2 separate regions of the Homo sapiens genome follow, and region 2 is linked to region 1. A link is an interaction called in ENCODE POLR2A ChIA-PET data of the cell type or tissue named here. Cell type or tissue: MCF 10A. All regions are shown on one strand. Each heading gives the region's core, and the rest is flanking DNA. Links, peaks and the distances in the headings are about the cores only. Region 1 holds the start of LOC105373418 (a long non-coding RNA gene). Region 2 has its middle 57 kb from the start of TAF1B.

The links. ChIA-PET counts read pairs that join two places held together with the same protein. Peaks named below come from ENCODE experiments on the same cell type or tissue, not always from the same donor. Only the 100,000 strongest peaks of a DNase experiment are listed, where the experiment ranks them.
Region 2: POLR2A ChIA-PET joins it to region 1 with 5 read pairs; 15 of 35 experiments call an interaction of 5 or more read pairs at or near these places.

Annotation. Positions count from the first base shown.
Region 1 is chr2:9,636,021-9,640,409 of GRCh38, forward strand. LOC105373418 (a long non-coding RNA gene) reads left to right here and starts at 2,725. Exons shown (of 4, transcript NR_187866.1): 1 at 2,725-2,901. In MCF 10A, for the core only: no CTCF peak of the experiment used is centred there; a DNase peak (open chromatin) is centred at 2,691.
Region 2 is chr2:9,784,480-9,788,868 of GRCh38, forward strand. No RefSeq gene overlaps it. Among named protein-coding and RNA genes, the nearest start is that of TAF1B, 57 kb to the right of the region's middle. In MCF 10A, for the core only: no CTCF peak of the experiment used is centred there; no DNase peak of the experiment used is centred there.

The sequences.
Region 1 (4,389 bases), core at 217-4,216:
TTACCTATCCCAATTGGTAAACTTTAGAGTAAAGACTTAAAAACAGGTCTGTCTGATTTTTATCTTCTACTACAACAAACAAGAATCTGTGCTACCTGCAATGGAAGACAGAAGCTCCAGTGTTTGCTGGCCTGGGAACAATGTTTAGTTATTTGAGGTTGGTGGGTGGATGAATATGTATCTACCCCTGAGTCAGCAACTGATTTTATTTTCATACGGAAGGCTCTGTTTTTACGCTCGACACATCCAGCAGCGAAAGAGGTGCCTTCTTGTCCCTTGTCTGTTCCCTTTAATTGTCTACATGGTTCCCCTCCTCTCCCACTGCCACCATCAGACTGCTACCTCCCAGTGGGAGAAGTTACATCTGACCTCCATGTCCCTGGTGACTTTACTGGGCCACGGAAGGCATTCAGTGAAGGCTTGTTTGGAGAGTGGATCCAGACCATTCAGGACGCATTTCCAATAATGCTGACCATTGGCATTGTGTGCTTAGTATGTGCCCAACCATATGCAGAGTCACTAGAATAGTAAAGTCACAGAAGGAAAGCACGCAAGGCAGAGCTGTGTCTTCAGCAGATGTTCCGTAGATACAGGATTGCATCTGCTCGGAAGAATACACCCAGAACCTTCAAGCCAGAACAGAAGGTCCCTGAGCCATCAGAAAGCTGTCGCAAGATCACACACTGATGCTCACACATGCAAGACGTAGAGGAGTGTTCTCCAGGCCCTCACTCAGACTCAATTTCCTGCTAATTCATTCCACAAAATATTTAAAGATCTTCAACGTGCCAGATGCTGTCCTAAGGGCTGGGGTTTCCAGCATGATTAAGATACAGTCTGTGCTTAGAAGGAGCTTGACCGAGAGCACAGAGGTGGGTGCCTAACCTGGAGGTCAGCAAAGGCAGGGAAGATCCCCTTTCTCTTCAGTTGCAAGATGTTCAGTTACCAGGTTTCCTGGTCCACAGCAGTCTAGAAGTGGTTACTTAGAAGGTGGGAGCAGAATTAGTCCCGACACTTCATCTGAAATCTACTCCACATTTCCGCAGATGATTTTGAGTAGAGTAACAGCTAGGGCTTTGAGGAGCCCATATCTATGGTCTATGCAAGGCAATCAGTGGACAAGGCAGAGACAACAAACCCATAAAGAGCTCATGAAAAACCTGGAGAGGCCAGGGCCAGTTAGCATCGGGGTACATGGCCCATATATCCCAGGCAGGCCCTAGGTACGCAGCAATTAGCCTTAATCATCACAAAAAAAATGGTCATTATATTTCATATTTTTTGCTTCATATTATATGTAGACATATACCTTCTCTCTCTGTCTCTCTGGACATATATGAGAGTTGGGATTTTTTTAAGTTTTGGTACATAATCATCTCCCTAATTATGACTCATCTCCAGACAATTCGAGATAGTTGAAGAGATGAATGACCACAAAACAGCTAGAGAACAATGCACACAGGAGTTGATTGTGTGCTTCTCACAATAAGTGCTATGGGAGTTGAGAGAAGGGAAACATGAGTGTGGGCTCAGGCACCAGAAGGCTATGGAGTGAAAGGGACCCCTGTGGGGACAGCAACTGAGGTCATGCCAGTCTGTGTTTCCATCCTTCCTGCTGCCCAGTGGAGGGGCCCCTGGGAAAGGGGAGGAAGGCACAGGTGTTTCTGTTTGTGCTGGAATTGCTTTTGGACAGGGCTGACTCCCGAAAAGGTGGATCTGGATACAATGTCGGAATGTGACCAGCCAGGAGAGCTAGGCAGCCATGGTGCAGAGGACTCTTCTGCCTCTCCCCCTCCTGCCCTAACCAGCTCAGCACCAAGCACATGGGCACTTTAAAAGCACAGGCCATGCTGGGAGACTCACTGTGCTACCCTCAACCCCTTCAGCAGGAGCAGCTCTGTGAAAAGTGCAAGTGTGACCTTCATTTTGCTTTGTGACTTAAAACCCTTCACCGTTACTCAGCTGCAGCTCAGCATGGTGGTTGGACTCAGGAGCCAGATGACCTGGGTTCAAATCATGGCTGCACTACTCACAAGATATGTGACTTTGGGCAGGTCAGCTGGCCGCTCTGTGCCTCAGTTTCCCCATTTATAAAATGGGGATGATGGTAGTAAGAGTCCTACCCCGCAGGGTTGTTAGGAAGCTCCACGGAGGAAGGCTGGTGAGGAGCTCCCCCACTCCTCTCCTGTCTTCTCTCCTGGCTCCATTCCTTCTCTCTGCTTCAGCCTCTTCTGGGCTTTGCTCTGCTGCCATCTTCCCCTGGCTACCTGCTCATCTCTCAGGTCTTCAAGGAAATGGCACTTTCTCCATGGGGTGTTCTAGGGCTCTGAGCCCCTCTCAGCTAGGTGAGCTCCCCCATCCTGGATTCCCCAAGCAGGTAGTTACTTGATGTTGCTTCCCCTGGTCCACTTGTCCAATAGCTGAAGGTATCTCAGAGAGGGCGTGCTACGTCCATGTGATTTGCCTGTGTAGCCCCAGTGCCTAGCAGAGTGCTTGGCAGATACGCTGGGTGCCAAGAAAGCAATGGCCAAATGCACGAATTCACAAAGGATGGAAGGAGGAGTCCATAGGCCAGTGCACAGTGCCCAAAGGACAGAGCTGAGGCTGCTGGTCAGGACAGCTTCAGGCTCTGGCCAGGCTCCAGCACACAGCTGGAGGCACCCGTGACTCTAGCTGGGAGGGGCTGGAAGATCCAGGCAGCCCCTGACCGCCCTCCTTCCCCTTAGTCATGTCCAGTTCTGTAAACAAATTCTCAACTGCACCAGAAGGCCTGACAGTTAAGAGAACCCAGTGAAGAAACCTTTTGCAGAGAGAGAAAAGAACCCTTTTGAATGTGATCAATCACGCTGATTTATTTGGATGATTTCTCTTCTGGATTTCCTTAAACCAGGGAAAACCCAGGTAAGATATTTGGGGCCCTCATTCATCTAGACAAAATACATAAAAGTTTGTTATATCAAAAGTCACCTCTGGAAAAAAAAGGAGTTTTGCCAACCCACTCAGCTATTAATATGAGATGCTCTCTGCCTAGGGACAGCAATTGCTATAATTGATGCAAACGATCCCAGCCACACTCCCTGATCCTGGTTCTGAAACTCAGAGATGCAGCTGACCAGACTGATGTGGCCAGCCTCACTCTGAAGGATCCTGCAGCAGACAAATTGCTGGAATGTGTTCAGACGGAATCCAGCTGCTACAACCGTCACACAAACTTCCTGAAATAGAGGACAAAAGGTAGCAACTTGTCGCTTCTTGAGCCAAGAGATTTAGGACATGAGACCAAATGAGAGAGATTAAAATAAAAAACGCAAGAAGTTAGTGAAATGAGGATTTAGCTCACCAGGCCAAAGCAGGCAGTCTTGGGTCTTTGCTGGACAGTTGTAGCTGCCATATAAGCTGTCCCTGCCAGGGCTGGGATCTGGAGGCTGATGCTGAAACCTCGGCCTGGAAATGATGCTGATGAAGCAGGGCTCTGACAGCCCCTGCACTCTCAGAGGTCTGGGCAGCACAGATGAAATTATCACTCCAAGATCCTCAAAGCATCCAGGAAAAAAGCACATCTAGGAACATTAGCTGAATTTTGTAGAACACTAGTAAGCACCTAGTAGATGCTCAGAAAATGCATATTTTCCTTCCCTTTCCTGAATTCCAGGGGCCTTGCTTGGTCTGTATTAATTACTATATCAGAGTCCTTATTTGCAAGCGAAAGAAACCAACTCTAGTGGATTTGAATATAAGACTATTACTTCTTACTGATTGTGAGGAAGGCTGGTGAAGCAGGCTTATCGAATGAGCAGGCGCTGGGAGGGTGTGCAGCTAGAACCAATGGCCAAAATCACCCTGCAGACCTCTCCCAGGGAGATCCCTGTTGCTTCTGCCACTGAACAGCAGACATCAGACCATGCTGCACTGACTCCGTGGCACCAGGTCCTGGAACCTGGACGCCGACACGGTCCAGGACCCTCTACTCTCATTTGAAATCCATGACACTAAGCCTTGCTGCTGCCCCACAAAGGAATTCTCCACAGTCCCTGCTGCTTTGGGTCATTCACTCCAGATTCAAAATCCTGGCTGTGGTGTCTGGCCAGGTCCGAGTCACGTGCCACGCCAAGGTTCAAGATAAGCTAGGGGGAGTAAGTATCTGGAATGTACACCTTTCAAAGTGAAAAGTGGGCTCCACTTCCCACTAAGGTTCATAAAGCGGGGAATTCTTCCAACAAAGGAAGGGGCTTCAGAGGCTGGGCAGCCTGAAAATAGCACATCCCCTGCAGTTATACTTGGGTTTCCAGTCTACGTGGCAGAAAAAAAAAAGCAAAAGCCATGCATGGACAGTGTGCAAAAGCTGGAGCCTGGGAAAAGCCTTAGCCTGGATCTCATCTTTCTCTCTCT
Region 2 (4,389 bases), core at 182-4,181, 150 kb after region 1:
GATTTATTGGAGGAGGTCAAAATATCAACATGAACAAGAGTTTGGAAAAAGTTAATTCCTCCCCTTGTGGATGACTTTGAGGGGCTCAGTGGATGAAGTAACTGCTTCATGTGGTGGAAACAGCAAGAGAACTAGATTCTAAGCAAATAAATGTGGGAACAAAAACCACATACTGCATGTTCTCACTTACAAGTGGGAACTAATTATCGGGTACTCATGGACATAAAAGTACTAATGGATACTGGGAACTACTAGACGGGGGAAAGAGGGAAGGGGACAAGTGTTGAAAAATGTTGGGTATTATGCTCAGTGCCCAGGTGACGGGATCAGTCATGCCCCAGACCTCAGCATCATGCAAAGTACCCAAGTAACAAACCTGCACACGTGGCCCCTAAATCTAAAAGAAAAGTTGAAAAAGAAAAAAAGAGAGAGAACTAGAATAAGAGGTGGAGCCTGAAGCCGTGAGTGATCTCATGATAAAACTTGAGTGGATGAGGAGTTGCTCCTTATGGATGAGCAGAGAAAGTGGCTTCTTGAGACAAAATCTCCCCCTGATGAAGACACCATGGACATTGTTGAAATGACAACAAAGGATCTGGAATATTCATTCCCAAGTAGCTGGGACTACAGGCGTACACCACCACACCTGGCTAATTTTTGTATTTTTAGTAGAGATGGGGTTTCACCATGTTGGTCAGGCTAGTCTCCATCTCCTGACCTCAGTGATCTGCCTACCTCGGCCTCCCAAAATGTTGGGATTACAGGCATGAGCCATTGCGCCCAACCACATATGTGTAAATTAATGTACATTAGGTTTTTTAGACACAATGCTATCAATACTCTTGTACACTTAATAGACTCTGGTACACTGTAAACATAACTATTATATGCATTGGGAAACCAAAAACATCGTGGGCCTTACTTTACGATACTTGCTTTAGTGCAGTAGTCTGGAACTGAACCTGTAATATATCCAAGGTATGCTTGTATTTGCTGTGTTCCTTTAGAAAATTACTTTTTCTCTGTTTCTCCAACTGGAAGGATTATATTAAACCTGGGGAAAGGCCCTTGAAGGACTCCATGGCACCCTCAGCGGACACTGTGGGCCTGAAAATGATATTTATTTTTTTTTTCTAGGGAACTCTTCTATTGTATACAATTTTTAAGCATTTAAGTGACAAAGAATACTATAAGCAGAATAATGTTTATTTTTAAAAAAGAAACTTAAAACAAGAAAGTAATGGTAGGAAAATGTTAACTCCTTTAGCCTATGAATTTGTTGAAAAATGAATAAAACTACTGATAGGTTCAGTTAGGAGTATCTTTTGGGTTTTTTTTTTTTGGTACGGTTTGCAAAACTCTTTTGAGGTAAATATTAGGGTGTTTTATGTAGTTCTGATAACAGTGCATAGCATATAGAAATGTTCTTTATGGTTTCTCCTGTCTCCATCTGGGCATGTCAAAGTTCAATTATGGTTTAAGCCATAGAGGACCTTTTATCACTTCTCGGCCTTTTGGCTAAGATTAAGTACAACAGTGGATCTTTTGTCTCAATCAAATTACCATACTTAACTATTTCATTCCAGAGGGCCAATGAAAAAAATGTATTTACAAGGATTATATTAAAATCATCAAGTACATGGGCCAGGCGCAGTGGCTCATGACTGTAATCCCAGCACTTTGGGATTCTGAGGCAGACAGAAGGATTCCTTGGGCACAGGAGTTCGAGACCAGCCTGGGCAACATAACAAGACCCTGTATCTACAAAAAACAAAAAAGTTAGCTGGGTGTGGTGGCACATGCCTGCAGTTCCAGCTACTCAGGGGGCTAAGGCGAGAGGTTCTCTTGAGCCCAGAAGTTTGAGGTTACAGTGAGCTATGATGGTACCACTGCACTTCAGCCTTAGCGACAGAGCGAGACCTCATCTCTTTTTCAAAAAGTTATCAAATATATAAAGAACACTATTTTAGGAAATACAGTTTTGTTTTTTTGAGACAGAGTCTTGCTCTGTCACCCAGGCTGGAGTGCCGTGGTGTGATCTCGCCTCGCTGCAACCTCCGTCTCCCAGGTTCAAGCGATTCTTGTGCCTCGGCCTCCCAAGTAGCTGGAATTACAGGCATGCGCCACCACGCCCAGCTAATTTTTGTATTTTTAGTAGAGATGGAGTTTCACCATGTTGACCAGGCTGGTCTTGAACTCCTGACCTCAGGTGATCCGCCCACCTCGGCCTTCCAAAGTGCTGGGATTACAGGCGTGAACCACCGCACCCAGCTCAAAATTACTTTTAAAGGGAAAAAACAGGCAAACATCCTCTGCTGCGGGGCCAGCTGCTGTGAACGCTGAGTTATGCCTGCATGTGGCTCTGGGTCTGAGAACCCTCACAGCTTGGCCCACCTCCTCCCTGGGGACCTGATGATGCCCAGGTCCCCAGTCATCCAGGGCCGTGCAGGGACAAAGGGCCCTTCGGGAAATGCTAGAACTTAAACTCCGCTTCCCCCAGTTTCTCTCTACTGCAGTCACTTTCATTTCTTAGTTTAATGAGCTTTTTCTCCGTGGAAAGAGCTGCCAGCCACCTTTTTTTTTTTTTTTTTTTTTTTTTTTTTTTTTTTTTTTTTTGAGACGGAGTCGCTCTGTCGCCCAGACTGGAGTGCAGCGGCGCGATCTCGGCTCACTACAAGCTCCGCCTCCTCCAGCCACCTTTCTTGAGTGGTTTCCGTAGGAGGAGGCGGTTCCCTCCAGGTTCTTCCCAAGGTCTTGGGCATCTTTCTGCAGAGTCGCGCTTCTCGGGTGTGTGGCTGACGCTTTCAGGCGCACTGGAAAGTGTCTTCTCCATTTCTAAGCAGTAAATTTCCTCTTCGATGACTTTTCTGCGAGTTTCTCCTGATGTTCTTATGGAGGGCAGGCAGGTTGGGGAGTTTCGCCTAAAGCCTCTGAGTCTCACTTGCAAGCTGTGGCCTTGCAGACTGCAAAGATGCTGGCTCAGTTTGCAGACTCTTCATTTTAACTGGAAGCGCTTCGTTTGTTTGATTTTCTTCACGTGGCTTTTATCTGGCTTTTCTCCCTCAAGCCTTCTTAAAGAATCGTCTAAGCTAACCGCATTGATCGTTTCTTCAAATCATTTTCTGACGGATTGTCTTGGTCTCCATTTTCCAATGCCCTCTTTCTGTCTGATTCCAAGCTGCGATCTTCTCTAAAGCGAGCATGACAGCTTATCTCCAGCACCGTTCAGTCAGAGGTCTCTACGGGCTCTCTGTCACCGCATCCTGTCCCATGTGTATGTTCTGGTTTCCAAGCCTTCTCTCCGTGCCTTCATGCCTTCGTTCCTGTCCTCTCGCCTTCTGTGCTGTAGTTGCTGGGGAGAACAGTTGGTATGATCTGGATGTTTTTTGGGGTTGTTTGTTTTTTGAGATGGAGTTTTGCTCTGTTGCCCAGGCTGGAGTGCAGTGGCTTGATCTCGGCTCACTGCAACCTCTGCCTCCTGGGTTCAAGTGATTCTCCTGCCTCAGCCTCCCAAGTAGCTGGGATTACAGGCACCAGCTACCACGTCTGGCTACTTTTTGTGTTTTTAGTAGAGACGGGGCTTCACCATGTTGGCCAGGCTGGTCTTGAACTCCCGACCTCAGGGGATCCACCCACCTCGGCCTCCCAAAATACTGGGATTACAGGTGTGAGCCACCGTGCTCGGCCTGATCTGGATGTTTCCTCCCTGCAAATCTCATGTTGAAATGTGATCCCCTGTGTTAAAGGTGGGCCTGGAGGGAGGGGTTTGGGTCTTGGAGGCGGATCCCTTATGAATGGCTCGGTGCTGTCCTTGCAGTAATTACTGAGTTCTCACTCTATGAGTTCCTACCAGATCTCATTGTTTAAAAGAGCCTGGCCTCTCCCCTCTCTCTCTTGCATCTGCTCTTGCCATGTGACACACTAGCTCCCTCTTCACCTTCCACTATGACTGGAAGCTTCCTGAAGCCTCACCAGCAGCAGATGCTGGCATTGTGCTTCCTGTTCAGCCTGCAGAACTGTGAGCCAAATAAACCTCTTTTCTTTTTTTTTTTTTGACAGAGTCCTGCTCTGTCACCCAGGCTGGAGTGCAGTCGTGAGATCTCAGCTTACTGCAACCTCCACCTTCTAGTTCAAGCAATTCTCCTGCCTCAGCCTCCCAAGTAGCTGGGATTACAGGTGCCCGCCATCATGCTTGGCTAATTTTTTTTTTTTTTTCAGTAGAGACAGGGTTTCACCATGTTGGCCAGGCTGGTCTCAAACTCCTGACCTCATGATCCGCCTGCTTTGGCCTCCCAAACTCTTTTCTTTATAAATTACCCAGCCTCAGGTATTCCTTCATAGCAATGCAAAAGGAACTAATTCAGCAGTTTCAGGTTTTCCTGAAGAAGA